Linked DNA regions of Homo sapiens: region 1 is linked to region 2. A link is an interaction called in ENCODE POLR2A ChIA-PET data of the cell type or tissue named here. Cell type or tissue: A673. All regions are shown on one strand.

What was found. ChIA-PET counts read pairs that join two places held together with the same protein. Peaks named below come from ENCODE experiments on the same cell type or tissue, not always from the same donor. Only the 100,000 strongest peaks of a DNase experiment are listed, where the experiment ranks them.
Region 1: POLR2A ChIA-PET joins it to region 2 with 10 read pairs; 2 of 35 experiments call an interaction of 5 or more read pairs at or near these places.

The regions. Positions count from the first base shown.
Region 1 is chr2:7,766,703-7,774,702 of GRCh38, reverse strand. No RefSeq gene overlaps it. Among named protein-coding and RNA genes, the nearest start is that of LINC01871, 45 kb to the right of the region's middle. RefSeq lists an enhancer at 952-1,001. In A673, no CTCF peak of the experiment used is centred here; no DNase peak of the experiment used is centred here.
Region 2 is chr2:8,707,169-8,715,168 of GRCh38, reverse strand. No RefSeq gene overlaps it. Among named protein-coding and RNA genes, the nearest start is that of ID2, 29 kb to the right of the region's middle. In A673, no CTCF peak of the experiment used is centred here; a DNase peak (open chromatin) is centred at 3,928; H3K27ac peaks cover 2,328 bases.

The sequences.
Region 1 (8,000 bases), 940 kb after region 2:
CTACTGTGTGCATGTGTGCATCAGAGTGTCCTAATGTCAAATCACCTCTGTTGAGTCCCTCATAGGGTAAAACTTTCAGGGAGGGCCAGGATGTCTGCAGAAACGTTTCAGGTCCACATTTCTCCAAAGATAGAATGCACAGCTTTTAGAGACAGCTGACCTTCCATTGCTAGGGGCTTCTTAGTGGAAGTGTGCTGGAGACCATGGCTGGGGAACTGGGCTCAGTGAATTGCCATATCCTTTTCTAAACAAATGATTTTAGAATTTTATGACCAGGTGTTACCATAGTAAGACCTGCTCAGTAAAAAAACAAACAAACAAACAAACAAAAACAAAAAACACTATAGGGCTCTATCCAAGGTGCTTGTCTAACTCTCTAACCCCAGTTTCAATTTCTCGCCCTTAGGGGCAAATTGGCAGGTTGTCCCCTGCTCCTCCTGGCCCACACAGCCTTGCTTATTTGTCTCTGTGTGATTTCCTTCTGAGGTATGGCCTCAACATTCCTCTCAACATAGAGTCTGGAGAGCCACATCTGTAGACCTGTCTGGGCTCATGGGAAGTTGACTTGCGCTGTGAAGCTCTTGTAGGGCCACCTGCCACACCCCTCTGATGACAGGGGTCACTCACTGGGCTTGAATCTTCCCTTTATTTCTAAATTCACTTTTTTCTTCTCATTTGTCTGCATTTCCTTTTCTTCTATTGTCATGGTTCTCAGACTTGCAGGTGCTTCAGATCACCTTTGGCACTTGTTAAAACACAGCTTGCTGGGCCCCAGCACCAGAGTTTCTGATTCAGTAGGGAATTTGCATTTCTAACAGATTCTAGGTGATGCTGCTGTGGCTGGCCAGGGGGGCCCGCCTTGAGAGCCACTGCTGTGCTGTGACCCAGGGTGTAAGAGAGAAGCACCTACTGACCATGGACCCATGGCCAGGAACTCCGCATGGAAAAGGACAGCAGGGGTAGCCGCCCACAGGGAAGAAGCGAGCTGCTGCCAAGTGAAACCTGTGGCCAGCCCCACCTTTCTTAGCAATTCAAGCTCTGAATCAAAGTTCAGGCCAACCTTGGGAATTGTGGTTTTTAGCAACTTTGCTGAAACCAAAAACATTGCCCAACTTGAAGTGTCAAAAGCCTGCATCAAGCACTGGCTCTTCCTCTTTTCTTCCGTAGGAGCCTCCACTCCTCCGTATATGAAAGTTTCAACTGCTGTCGTCCTGAGGGTTTGGCAAGGAGGGACATTCCACAGTTGTGAGATGACTGTGTTCTAGAGAGTTGACAATGCGGCATTTGTGTGTGTGGCGACTTCCTCCATAGAAAAACTCCAGAGAGCCTCCCTTCCGATGCTGCTGATACCCTTCCTTCCCAAGGTTCAGAATCAGGGAGTCCATTTGAGCAGAATCTTAAACAATATCACACACTTATGGAGCCACATCAAGCTGGGACATGCCACTGGGTCTAGAAAAAAATTTTGAGAAAGTATTGCTGTCATAAAGCTGATGTGTTTTGCTGTGTTAGAAGGCAAGATAATCTTGCAGAGACACAGAACCAGATAATTCCTTTTAAAGCAAGGTCATGAATAATATATATAGATAGCCATAGTCGCTGAGGGAAGATAGCAGAAGAAATAAATAGAAGAGCTTTAAAAATTGGAAAGAACTTCATAAGAACAGCAATCTGGGGCCAGTCTTGGGGGAAATTTACTCTTGCAATCTAAAATGTCTGAGGGTAGTATTAGGCATGCTGTAGTGGATGTAATGTTCCAAATTCATGTGGGTCACCTTGAATTATAAGCAGAAGGCTCAACTAGGTTCACTATTCTCAATTTGAGAAGGCAAAGACATGCATACTCCATTCTATTAAGATTTCTACAAAACTAGAGAGGGGAGTATGGCTTAGCGATTAAAAGCCAAGAGTGTAGAGCCAGGCTGCCTGGATTTGAATACCAGTTCTTCCACCTACCAGCCATGTAATTCTAGGTAATCTATTGGATGTCTCTGAGCCTCAGTATTGTCATCAGTAAAATGGAAAAATGATAGTTCCTACTTTATGTCGTTTTTAGGAAGACAAAAAGCTTCAATATATGTAAAGTGCTTTGAATGGCACATATTACAACGTTGTTTATTAAATATCTGCTATAGTAGTTAATGAAGTACTGTAGTTATTTGTTAAATAAATACTCGAAGTTGAATTTTAGATGGGTCATGCTTTTAGCCATAACATTCTGTTATGGAGAGAATTCCTATGCTGTGGGAGCTCCATATTTTCTGAAACTGGTAGGAAATCAGAAGTCTTGGCTGTTATCCTCTAAGTAGAGAGAACATGGGCCTTGGAGTCCAACAGGTTTAGGTGCAAATCCTGGCTGTGCCAGTTCCAGTTCGATGACCCTGGGCAAGACGACCACCCTCAGTGAACTTCAGTCTTGTACTCTCTGACATAAATGTCAATGATTTAATTAAAGCACCTGATAAAATTTGAAATATTCACGAAGCCATCTCTAAGTGGGGGCTCATGTCAGTGTGGGTGGCAGGCAAAAGGAGTTATTACTGTAAGCTGAGGAAAGCATGGCAAAGCAATACATGCTGAGAAGCCTGAGGTGTGAACGGGGAAGGGCCCAGGGCTGAAAATCACCCGGACGACATCTGCTTTGCCCTCCTCCTCTCCAGGTGTGGCATTGGTGAGAGCACCCACTGCATGGATGCTGACCACCTGCCTGGCAGCCTCTCAGCACATTCCAGTCTGTTTTGTGAAATCAGGTGCAGATAAAAGCCATACTGAGAAAGCACCCAGAGGCCTGAGCTTTTGCCCCATCGTTGACTTAACTGACTGTGAACTTGGGCAAGTCACTTTTCTTTTCTGATGTTCTTTTATTCTGTCTGCAAAATAGCATGCCTGAGGCCCGTTCTTGTTCCAAGCCTGCTAAAATCAATTGCCCTGCCCAACAAGGCTGTGCATGAGCTTTAATTGCTCTGGGGTGTGCTGCATTGTTCTTACCTAGCTTTGTTTGTCTATGTGCTGGCTTAATGAATCTTCATCATGTAGCCTCTTCAGTTTTCTAGCCTTTGTATTTATGTCCATCAGCCCTTGCCATGGAAGGCCAGCACCTGGCCACATCGTCCTCCCTCTGTCCAAATCTCATGTCCCTTCGCCAGTTCCCTGAGTGCTGTCATCAAGGGACAGTTTAGAATTTCAAAATACTTTAGACAACAAAGGAAAACTAGGATATGGCAAAATCACATCTAACAAATATATTTCTAAAGGGTGTGTGAAGGAAAACCCAAAGGTTAGGTTAGAAATTTTAAGCCTTATTTCATCATTATTTGCACCTTATCTTCATCATCCATAGGATGGGGACAAACAAAAGCAATCTAGCAGAGTGATCTGTACAGTAAGGTCGCTAACTTGTGGTTTTTGAGTATAGTGACTTTTGCGATTGAGTTGATCATTTTATTATTTTCTTTATATGTTTTTACTTTTCTTAGTTAATGTCAATATAGATTATAAGACAAAGTGAGCTTTGGAATATCTCACAGGAATTATTGCAGTGTGGAGGCTATGGAGGGGTAGAACCTGACAGAGGGCTTGCTCTGCTGACCCTTGGCCAGCGGGGACCCAGACAGAGCACTGGATTTGGGTTTGGGAAAGGTGGACTGGGATCCTGGTCCCATCACATGTTAACGATGGGGGATGGTGCAGTTTTCCCGACCTCGGAGCTTCAGCTTCTCATTTGAGGATGAGTAAAAGTGGTGATCTGCTGGCCTGCTATGAATCTCACATGGATGAGGAAAGTTAGATCATAGAGGGAGTCCATCCACCATTCCTTAGATACAAATGAAAAGGCTGCTGCGGGTTCTAGAATAATTGTTGCACCCGCTGCCAGGATCTTAATGGAATGTGGGTTTTCCCCTACTTTTCAAGGTTTTCATTTCTGTTTTCACTACAGTACTGAGAAGAAAAAGCCCAGATCCTCAGAGCAGCAATCATAGCTTTTCACAGCCTTTTCCATGGCTGTTTTTTTTTTTTTTTTTTTTACTTAAAAATTGTCTTGAAAATGCAACAGATATAATTTTGTTTTCTTTTGCAAGTTAAAATTCAAATACTTTCTAAATGCAAAAATGTTCACATGCTGTCCTGTTTGTTGGCAGCTGCAGAGTTACCAATATTTAGGGGAAAGCACTACATAATCTGAGGTTTTTACTTTTTTTCATCTAGTGAATTTTCTTCACAACTTTACAATTGGTCTTTGGTCTATTTCTTCAACTTTAAGCAAACAAAAACAATTGACAGATGTGAAATTATACCACGGCAGGCATTGCCAAGTTAACTTTTTATCTGTTTCTGCACAGGCATCTTAGCTTTGGCCTTGAGCATTGCTACCATTAATATTTTGATTTTTAGGAAACTAATTTGAGAATTTGTTGTTTCTTGCCCAGTATGTTTTGTTGGGTTACACAGCTCTCTTCATGAGCTGATATGGTTTGGCTCTGTGTATCCACCCTAATCTCATCTCCAGTTGTAATCCCCACATATTGAGGGAGGGAGGTGATTGGATCATGGGGCGGTTTCCCCCATGCTGTTCTCCTGAGAGTGGGTAAGTTCTCACAAGATCTGATGGTTTAATAAGGGGCCCTTCTGCCTTCACTTACACTCTCTCCTGCCGCCTTGCGAAGAAGGCGCCTGCTTCCCTTCTGCCATGATTGTAACTTTCCTGAGGCTTCCCCAGCCAAGCAAAACTGTGAGTCAATTAAACCTCTTTCCGTTATAAAGTACCCAGTCTTGGGCAGTTCTTTATAGCAGTGTGAGAATGGACTAATACATAAGCTAATTAAAACAGTAATGTGCAAGCTGATCAAAGCTCCATCTTCCCACTTGGGTACCCTTCCTGCAAAGCAGTCATTCAGTCATTTGTTCATTCATCCACCTATTCACTCTTCCGTTTAATAAAAACACTGAACAAACACCTGCTGTCTCCAAGGCACACCGCTGAACAATGTATTGCATAGAGAATTCATAGTAAATATTATACTGGGGTTATATATAAGGTGATACAAAAATGCAGAAGAAATAATTTTAGACAGGTCATGACATTTGAACTGGGCCCTGAAGAATCTCTTCAATGATCCCTTTAAATGAGCCCACTGTTTCAAAACAAACATTCCCAGCCAATAGAAGGGGCCGGCTCTATTAGAATTCTGGTCCTTAGAATTAGCTCAGACATTTTTGCTGCCTTGAACACCACTTGACTGGAATGCAATGCGGGCATGTTTTCTGGTGTGGGGCTCAACAGTTTTCTTATGCATACTCACCAGCCCTGCTCCTCCAGGCCTATGCAGCATGAGCGATAGAAACGATGCGCCCATTTGTGCCCCTGCCAGCTGCCTGCTCCCACGTGTGGGCCCACAAAGTAGATGAACAACTTCCCCCTGCACACCTCAGCACTGTGCTGTGGGTGTCTATGAACATTTTGCTCTGTCTCTTTTTTCTCTCTTTTTCCCCTCGCTACCTCCCAACCAGGAGCCAGAAATGCATCTCCCTCCATCTCCTATTTAGAAGCTTCAATGAACGAAGCCTTGGGCACACGCGGTGGACTGTGCCTGGGAGATGGACTTGGCGCCCGAAAGGTTGGTTTCTTCTACCTGCACTGTCCTTTTCTCCAGGCGCAGCCGGGCAAGGACCTGCCCGGCCTGGTGGTGTCAAGAGTGGGACTAAGCCCTTGTTCTTCCTGCCACAGAGGCACAGGCAGAAGATTCCGTGTCTGGGGCGATGTCCCCTCAGACTTCCACGTGGCTAGAGAAGGAGAAAGGGTGGTGGCCCACATATCTAGGGGCTCCACTGTATGGCTCCCAGGGGACCTGAGGGCACAGGGATGCTTGGGACTGGATTTGGCCCTTTGAGGGTATTGCATGGGGAGGATTTCCACACCAAGCCCACCTTTATTTATACACAAAATAAACAAATGTACTTAAATTGGATGATTTCTGAAGAGCATCTTGTACATGATAAAATCCTTTGAATACTCATAAAGTGCTAATGGGTCATCAGCAACCCCAGTCACCTGATCTGCAGGGAAGGTCTCCTCGCAGGCTGCAGCATCTGCCCTGGAGGCTCTGCATGGAGTCTCCTCTGGGCTGCACGGAGGTCCTCCCAGCATACACATTCACCCCTCTGTTGTGTGTTTCTGCTTATGTATGTGGTGTTTGTGTGTATGTGGTGTGTGTTGTGGTGTATATTGTTGTATGTGGTGTGCATGGGTGTGGTGTGGTTTGTGTATCTGTGTGCAGTGTGGGTGTGTGGTGTGTTCATCTATGTGCTGCGTGTAGTGTGGGTGTGGTGTAATGTGTGCTGTGGTATGTCTGTGATGTCTATGTTTTTATATTGTGGTATGTGATGTATGTGTATGTTGTGTGTGTTGTACTGTATGCTGTTTGTGGTGTGTGAGATGTGTGTGATGTGGTATTTTTGTGGTGTGTATGGTGTGTGTTTCTGTGTCATATGTATGGTGTATGTGTGTGTTGTGTGGTGCACGTGTCTGTGTGGTGTGTATGGTGTGTGTGTGTGTGTGTGGTGTGATGTGGGGTGTGTGTGGTGCATGTGTCTCTGGTGTATATGGTGTGTGTGGTGTGTATGGTGTGTGTATGTGTGGTATGGTGTGGAGTGTGTGTGGTACATATGTCTGTGTGGTGTGTATGCTGTGTGTGTGTGGTGTGTTGGGGGTGTGTGTGTGTTGTGGTACGGGGTGTGTGTGGTGCGTGTGTCTCCGTGAGGTGTGTCTCTGTGAGGTGTGTGTGGTGTGTGCCTGTGTGTGTGTGGTGTGGTGTGGTGTGTGTGTGGTGTGTGTGTCTCTGTGTGATGTGTGTGGTGTGTGTGTGGTGTGATATGTTGTGGTGTGGTGTGTGTGTGTTGTGCATGTCTCTATGTGATGTGTGTGGTGTGTGTGTGGTGTGATATGTTGTGGTGTGGTGTGTGTGTGTTGTGCATGTCTCTATGTGATGTGTGTGTGTGTGGTGTGGTTTGTTTGGTGTGCATGTCTGTGGGTGCGGCGGGAGTCGTGCTCTTGGGTGAGGTGTCTTAACCCCTTACACTGTTGTGAATGGCCCTGCGACCACGTTTTCGTTCAAAAGCCCCGTTATTCGTTTGCCCCGTCTTAGTGAGAGCAGGTGAACCATGAGGGGAGCCCAGGGAAAGCCAGGGCCCCGGGCAAGGGACAAGTGGAAGAGCTCGCGTCCTCGAACGGGACACCTGGCTGGGGGACGGCCTGGGAGCTGCTCACAAATGGGACAGGCCCTCTGGGCACCGTGGGAAGGGGACATGGGCGCCGCCTGCCCCGTGCCCAGCGCGAGTCCCTTAGGTCCCAGCTCCCTGCAGGAGAGGTGCCTTATTTGGTAGCACGGCCGGCCTCGCCGTGCTTGGCGGTCTTCTCCTGGCTCCTGCCTAGGGGTCTGCGGTTCCTCAGAAGCACTAGGCTACGCTTTCTCAGGGTAAACACGCACTCCGGACAGTGTAGCCGCGGCTTGGCAGGTGATGGCTGCCAGAGAGCAGCTCACACAGTCAGGACTAATTTGGTCATGGGGAGCATCCTAGTGTGACATTTACTGGATCTTCTGGGGGTGCTGACAGAGCACACAGCCGGGGGGACCTGGAGAGGGACGACGGGTGGAGTTAGCAGGGAGACAGGGCCTGGGCTGGGCTACCCTGCAAAACCAAGCTGGGCCAATGTTGTTTCTGGATGGTGGGGTGTCCAGGTCTCCCTGCCTCTGTGATGTGTCAGTCCTGACTTACACACCCCTGGACACCGCTCAAGGTGCACTGAGGTATGGGATGTAACACTGTCCCTGGAAGAAGCAGACTGTCCCCTGACACTGAGCAGGCAAATCAACTTCATCCTCTGGCAGAACAAATGCCGGTTCTCTCACCTTTGGTTAAAACAGGAGCTATTAAACAAATAATTCCACAAATTAAAGCTGTGTTTGATTCCAACGGCCTGCTATGAAGGAACATCTTCCTTT
Region 2 (8,000 bases):
TGCAATCACAGCTCACTGCAGCCTCGTACTCCCGGGGTCCTGCCTCAGCCCCTCCCAAGTAGCTGAGACCACAGGTGTATGCCACCACACCCAGCTAATTTTTAAATTTTTGTCGAGACCAAGGTCTCACTTTGTTACTCAGGCTGGTCTCAAACTTCTGGGCTTAAGCAATCCTTCCACCTCGGCCTCCCAAAATGCTGGGATTATAAGCATGAGCTACTGGGCCTGGCCAGCTTTTCAATGATTTCTGCCATTACTCCCCTTCCCCTCCTTTACCAGTAGTGAGCATGAACATAAAGCATGGCCTGGAATTCGGTGTGGTGGTTGATTTTACACGTCAGCTTGACTGGGCCATGGGGTGCCCAGACATTGATTCAGATGTTATCCTGGGTGTGTCTGTGAGGGGTTTCTGAATGAAGTTAACATTGGAATGAGGACCGAGTGAAGCGGATTGCCTTCCTTTGCAGGGGTGGGCCTCATCCAATCGATGGAAGACCTGACTAGAACATACAGACTGAGTAAGAGGGAACTCCTTCCTGCCTGCTGAGCTGGGACATTGGTTTTTCTGGCCTTCGGACTTGGATTAAAATATTGGCTCTTCTTGGGTCTCGAGCCTGCCAGCTTTCAGACTGGAGGGGACACCACTGACGGTCCTGGTTCTCAGGCCTTCGAGTCCGGCTGGAACTCCACATCAGCTCCCCTGGGGCCCAGCTTGCTGGCTGCAGACGCTGGGACTTTTCTGAAGAACTTTGACTAATACAGACTTCACTTTAGAGTGGCTAAAGGACAGGACTTTAAAAATAAGTTTCCCAAATGGGTTCTGAGGTTTCTGGATTCCCACCCCCACCACTCCCTTTGCTTCTAGGCCTAGAACTAGGCCCCGGTGCTAGCAGGTCCCTAAAGGTCAGGCACAGTGGGAGCCAGGAGGAGGTGTGCCACACTCCCAAAGAATGCCTGCGTTTTCTCGTGTATACAGAAAGAAACCTGGGAAATGGGTGTGGATGGACATCAAGAGTGTGAGATGATGCTGGGAGGAGCCGAAGGCCGGAGCAGGCTGAGTTCGTTGTGAGTCCGGCTGGCAGAGCTTCTGCATTTGATGCTGTAGCTAAGCAAGCTGGAAAGCCTCTCACAGTCTGGTTGGTGATTGGCTGAAACATGGACCAAAAGATGACCCACAGCGCGCATATTGGAAATGCTGGACCAAATCTATATTTTCTTATTATGTTACAATAATAAAGCCAGCATCCATGTAACCAGAGCAAGGTTAAGAAACCAAAATTATTGGCCAGGAGCGGTGGCTCATGCCTGTAATCCCAGCACTTTGGGAGGCTGAGGTGGGTGGATCACCTGGGGTCAGGAGTTCGAGACCAGCCTGGCCAACATGATGAAACCCTGTCTCTACTAAAAATACAAAAATTAGCTGGGCGTGGCAGCATGCATCTGTAGTCCCAGCTACTCAGGAGGCTGAGGAAGTAGAATCACTTGAGCCCAGGAGGCAGAGGTTGCAGCGAGCCGAGATTGCACCACTGTACTCCAGCCAGCCTGGCAACAGAGCAAGACTCCGTCCCCCCCCCCCAAAAAAAAAAAGTGCTTTCTTTGGGAAGTGCCAAAGACAGCACCACTGCCTTGACTTTGTGACAATCTGTATTAGGCTGTTCTCATGCTGCTAATGAAGACATATCTGAGCCTGGGTAATTTATAAAGGAAAGAGGTTTAATGGACTCACAGCTTCATATGGCTGAGGAGGTCTCACAATCTTGGTGGAAGGTGAATCAGGAGCAAAGTTACGTCTTACATGGTGGCGGGCAAGACAGCGTGTGCAGAGGGACTCGCAGATCTCCTGAGACTTAGTCTCTATGATAAGAACAACACGGGAAAGACCTGCCCCAAGGATTCAATGACTTCCCACTGGGTCCCTCCCACAACACGTGGGAATTATGGGAGGGAGCTACAATTCAAGATGAGATTTGGGTGGAGACACAGCCAAACCGTATCACAACCATTTCCTCACTTACCTTTATAATTTCACCAGTTATGTGTACGTTCTTGAACAACTTTTTTTTTTTTTTTTGAGATGGAGTCTTGCTCTGTAGCCCAGGCTGGAGTGCAGTGGTACCATCTCGGCTCACTGCAACCTCCGCCTCCCGGGCTCAAGTGATTCTCCTGCCTCAGCCTCCTGAGTAGCTGGGATTACAGGCGCACGCCACCATGCCTGGCTAATTTTGTATTTTTAGTAGAGACGGGGTTTCACCATTTTGGTCAGGCTGGTCTTGAACTCCTGACCTCGTGATCCGCCTGCCTTGGCCTCCCAAAGTGCTGAGATTACAGGCGTGAGCCACCGTGCCCCACCTCTTGAACAACTTTATCTGGTTTTGATCTCATATAAATAATATCATATTGTTAGTATTTATCCTTGACTTATTTCTGTCACTAAACACTATTTGTGAGGTTTATTCCTATTGATGTATAGCATTATAATTCACTAATTTCCACTGCAGAATAGTATTCTGTTGTATAAATATTTATAATTTATCTATTTACTTTATTGGATATTTGGATCATTCTCCATTTTTATTGCTATGTTTGTACAGATATGTATTTACATGTCTCCACATGTATGGATGCGTGATTACACGTGTTTACGTGTTTACATGTGCAGGAGTTTGGTCTTGGACTTTTTGTGTATAAATTTCTGGGCTTGAGCTACTTAAAAGAAACGTGTATTTTTATAATCAGAAAGAATATTGCAAAAAGAAAAGAATCTTTCACATTTGTGACGTCTCTGGGCCTCCCTGGGCTAAGTCTATAACTAGAGTCCTGTGGTGCTCATGAAACCTGACGAAGGTGCCAGGAGCTGAGGGTGAGGGACGTCCGTGAGTGGAGGTGAGGAGATTGTGCTTGGGAAACAGACTGAAATGGGGACCTTTCAGTTTGGGACCATGCGCAGAGAAAGCAGAGGCGATCGGAGGCACGGATGTCGAGGCCAGTGTGCTCGGCAGGGCCTGGAGTTCCGGAGCTCTCAGACCTTCTCCTCCTCCGCCCCCAGGTCAGCAGTCCCCTCCCGTGCAGCATGTCTAACACAGAACTCAGAATCGTCCCCAAACCAACTCTCCCCTCTGCGTTTTCCTTCTTGTTGTTGGCACCATAATTATCTGCGTTTCGGGCTCAGAAATGGAGCGCTCTTCACTTCCCCTCCCCACCATTCCCTCCTCCCAGCAGTCACCAAGCCTTCCACACTGCAGCAGCCCTCCCTGGAGGGTGTCTCCTGGAAGTTAGCTCTCACTATCACCTGCCTCCAGCCTCTCCCTCTTCATTCCAGTTTCCACACAAATGCCAAAGACTTCGTCACAGCCATCTCCTGCCCAGCGGTGTTCAGTGACTCCCCGTCCCTTGCAGAATCTGATTCTAATGAGCTTAGGTGGACAACCAAGGCCCTGCGATATCCCACCCCAACTTACTCCCGCACAAACTCCATTTCTCAGCTGAAGTTGTCCACTTAACGAGTTTTTCCTGAATATTCTGAAGACCTTCAGTTTCCTGAAGTAACAGACAGTCCTTATCATTGTGTTTGTCCTCACTCCTTCCTGTGCCCAGAACTCCCCCTCCTTGCTTTCTTTCTTGCTGAAATGCTGTGCCTCTGGACATAGCATCTTCCCCTGAAAGGCAATTGTCTCGGGGGTAACACTTGAGACTTAAAAACTTACCACAATCCAAGGAAGTGTTAATTCACGCAGCCACTGCTGTCATCAAGGTGCTGGGCCGAGGGGCAAACTTGAGCTTGTTAACAGAATTTATTCCTGAAAGAGCTGCAATAGGCCAAAACATAATTGGATCTCAAAAGTTTTTGAGAAGAATAATGAATGATGTTAAGAAGAATGTTCTTGTGTAACTTATGGAAGCAGAAGAACCCTTGAGCTTAGTAATATTCAGAGGCATGGAGTCTAGTCCAACAGTTTTAATTTGCAAATTTAAAAATCCAGGCTCAAAGTGTTCTCCAGCATGTCACAACTTGTTTCAACGTGCAGCAGCATTAATCTCAACATTGTCTAAACTAGTCTTGTTCTAGAAGGCTACAACTTAGGAGAATGCATTAATACGCATTAGCCAGAAAGGAAGTAACCGTGACTTGAAGCAAAGAAATTAGTATCAAGTTTATGTGAAGTCTAATGTTCAGGGAAAATTTAAATACATAAAAAAGGGACTTTTGGAATGAAATGACATCAAACGTGAGTGTGGCATGAAATTAAAATTAAACAAGATCTAGAAGATATCAGAGACAATCCAAGGGAGAAGTCAGTCACTTACAGAACCCTGAAAAAGGTAAGATCCGTGAATTTAGCCAACTGCTAAGTACTGGGAGAAGGACGGAAGGGTTAACTTGAGAGAGTGCATGGCGTGTGCTGAAGGACAGCTTGAACCCAAGGTGAGCTCTCTGAGATCTGTACCATGAAGCTGAGTGACAAGTGGAGAAATCATAAGGCCGAGCATTCGTTCTGGTCTTTCAAAGGAAACTGGACAAAAATAGCCTGCGTTTGAGGAAAACTAATCGGCGATGAAAGGTGGTGTTTTCTCTGTGACCCCGAAACAAAGTGTCAGAGTTTTCCCTGGAAAATTACAACATTCCTAAGATCCCCAAAACTGCACATGTCAAAATCCTAAATAAAGAGCACATGGCTTTGTTCCTCTGACATCTGTGTATTGCTCCATCCAGGAGGTGGAAAAGTCCATCCCTGCCAACGTGCTCATGTCCTGGAGGGTGTGAAGGATGCTTCACTACGCACAGCTGAATGGGGCCCACCGGCTGCTGGCCTCCCATGGTGGGGGCCTGGTGGATGGGGGGTTTCTGAGAAACCATTTCTGGCCAAAATCTATTAGCAGATTTATCACTTAGCTCATGAAGATGTTAGCAGGTGTTACACACAAAAACTAGATTGTGGTCCCGTGACTTTAGAAAATCCAACCACATCGGTTGCTTTGTTACATAATTTATTAGAACTTTCAATATAAAATTTGAAACAAACCCCAAGAAGAGAAAATGTGCGTCTCCTGCAAACAGATCCGACCCCAAAGCCTATTCCCCTGAGCACCATTCAGGGCTGGTTCCATAGAACGTCCCGCCAAGGGCCTTGCTTAATGAAGGCCTTCATCCAAACACCTTGGGCAATTCCAGTAAACCCAACCCACCGTTGACTGTCTTCAAAACACTATGCTACCACTGCTTAAATCAATTCCGAAGGAGGAGCCACCAAGGTTCTTCAGAGTGCAGGACACTCATCTCGGTCAATCTACGCAAATAACCCTGTCTGCCACGTAAGGACGGGAGAATGATCGCCTGCGTCTCTTTCCTCTCTCTGCTGACACAGGCGTCAACCTACAAGGACAAAGGGCATAGGAAAGGCGGGGACGGCAGGTGAGAGGGTTCAACGCTACTGGCTCAGCAGCCTGGAAGGAGACGAGGCGTGGCTAGTGTCTCAGCAGAGGAGGCAGCTACATCCCAGAGGCTTGCAGAAGGGTTCTCCAGAGAACAGTTGATGTGCAGGGCCTCTAAGGCCTGCAAAGGACCTGGAGCCCAGGGGCGTCCCCTTGAGGAAGAGGGGAAAGTGGGGATAAGACAAGGTAGGGTGACTCAAAGTCTTCACCTGGCCAGAGAGAGCCCCTGCTCCTGCCTGCACAGCAGGTGGCCATGCCCTTGGCTCCACTGCAGGGAGGAGTGAGGACGGTGATTCTTTGGAGAACTGGAGGACTTGGTTATGTGGCTGAAGGGTGAGGCACGAGTTTTAAAACAAAGGGATTAAGTAAAATTCTGCAGTACTGACGAGGTGGGAGTCCTGCTTCCCTACCCTGCGTTCAGGAAGCTGACAGCCAGCCTTCATCCCTAAGGCAGAAGACTAGGGGGTTCTACTCAAGGAAAATGGAATAGTTCTGAATAAGACTGGGCCTGGGATTCAGGGTATTTCTCCCCAGGCCTCAGTGAGGCCCACCAGCTGACAAGTCCATCTCATCAACACAGCTGCTGTGTTTTCTATGGAGCTGATTTGGCTACATGATTGAATGTATCCAGGGGTCATCAAAAATTCTAGGAAAGCTTCTAATATAAAAGGGAATGCCTAAAACAAACAAACAGGGGAAGATAAAGAAAGAAATGACATTTGAAGGAAACAGAGGCAATGCAAAGAGCAGAAGAAAACTTTAAAAAAAAATCCAATAAATATTTTCAGGGAGCTAAGAGAAGATGCTACACCCCCAAACAGAATACTATATATAAAAATGGAACAATTAGAGAATAAAAATAAATTTTGGAAATCAGATAAGGTAGGCAAAATTTAAAATTTAATAGAAAGGGTAAAGGATGATGTTCAGAAAATCTCCCAGAATGTGGAATTAAATCACAAAAGAAGAATAGGAGGGAAACTTTTTTTTTTTTTAAGTTAGGCAATCTAGGAGATCCAACACCCAACAAATTGCAGTTCTAGAAAAGAGTAAATCGAGAGGATTTAGAGAGAGTAAATTGAGAGGAGGATTTATCCCAGAACATTACAGGAAAAGTCCCCAGACTGAAGGATGTGAGCCTTCATATGGAAAAGGCCTGCTGAATGCCCCACATAGTGAATCAAAACAGCCACACCAATGCACATGATCAAGAAATTTCAGAATCTCCAGAATAAAGAGAGGATTCTGAAAGCTTCCAGAAAAAAAAAAAGGGTCACACAAAAATAATTCACAGGGCAGGGTATGGTGGCTCATGCCTGTAATCCCAGCACTTTGGGAAGCCGAGATAGGTGGATCACCTGAGGTCAGGAGTTTGAGACCAGCTTGGCCAACATGGTGAAACCCCGTCTCTACTAAAAAATACAAAAATTAGTTGGGTGCAGTGGCAGGCGCCTGTAATCCCAGCTACTCAGGAGGCTGAGGCAAAAGAATCACTTGAGCCTGGGAGGCGGAAGTTGCAGCGAGCCAAGATTGCACCATTGCACTCCAGCCTGGGAGACTGAGCAAGACTCTGTCTCAAAATAATAATAATAATAATAATAATAATAATTCAACTACAAATAAAGGAATCATCAGAGTCTTCTCTGAGCAACACTGGAGGCTGGAAGATGCTAGAACAAGCCTTTAAAATTTGGAGGGAAAAGTGCCATTCAACCTAAAATATTCTACTTGTTAACAACACACCAGGGGTTTGGTCTGGGTCCTGCTGCTCCCAGCACAGAAAGTCAATCACTGAGACAACAAGTATTGCCAGGGAAGAAGGCTCTAACTGGGTGCTGCAGCTGAGGAGATGGGAGCTCATTCTCAAATCCATCTCCTTGATTGACTAAAATTGAGGGCTTACATAGCGGGGAAAGAATGTAACTACAGGCAGCTAAACAGGAATTGGGGAGAGGTAAGGAGATGAAAAAGAATGAGGGGTCTGGCTTTTCATTGTCTGGATGTGGTGATCTGGTGAGTTTCAGTTCCTTGATACTATCTGGGAGGCCTGAGAGTTGGCTTCCTGGGGAAGGAACTCAGATAAGATGGATGGAAGTTGTCAATTATAAAGGTAATTGACTGTGAGGGTGGATTTCTATGTTTATTTTAAAAGACTGTGAACTTCAGTTCTCTGAGGCAATTGAGTGTGGTTCAGACCCAGGAAAAAGTATCAGTCAAGTGAGAGGGTACAATAATGGCATTTTTAAGTGTGCATGACTTTAATAGGTTACTTTACATGGCCCTTTCCTAGGAAACTGCTGGAGGGTACACTGTAGCAAAACTGGAGAGTAAACCAAGAAAGAGGAAGACAAATTATCCAGGAAATGCGATCCCAAAGACAAGATAATCAAGCACATCAAGATTATAGCAAGGAGAGACTTCCCATACCAACAGCCAGGAATCCAGGCTGAAGCAGGAGGATGGAAATCTTTCTGAAAAACAAGAAACTGGTATGTTTGCGTGCATGGAAATGTATTGATAAACAGGTGATGGATTGGAGAACTGGGGCAAATATTTTTTAAAGGTTACAG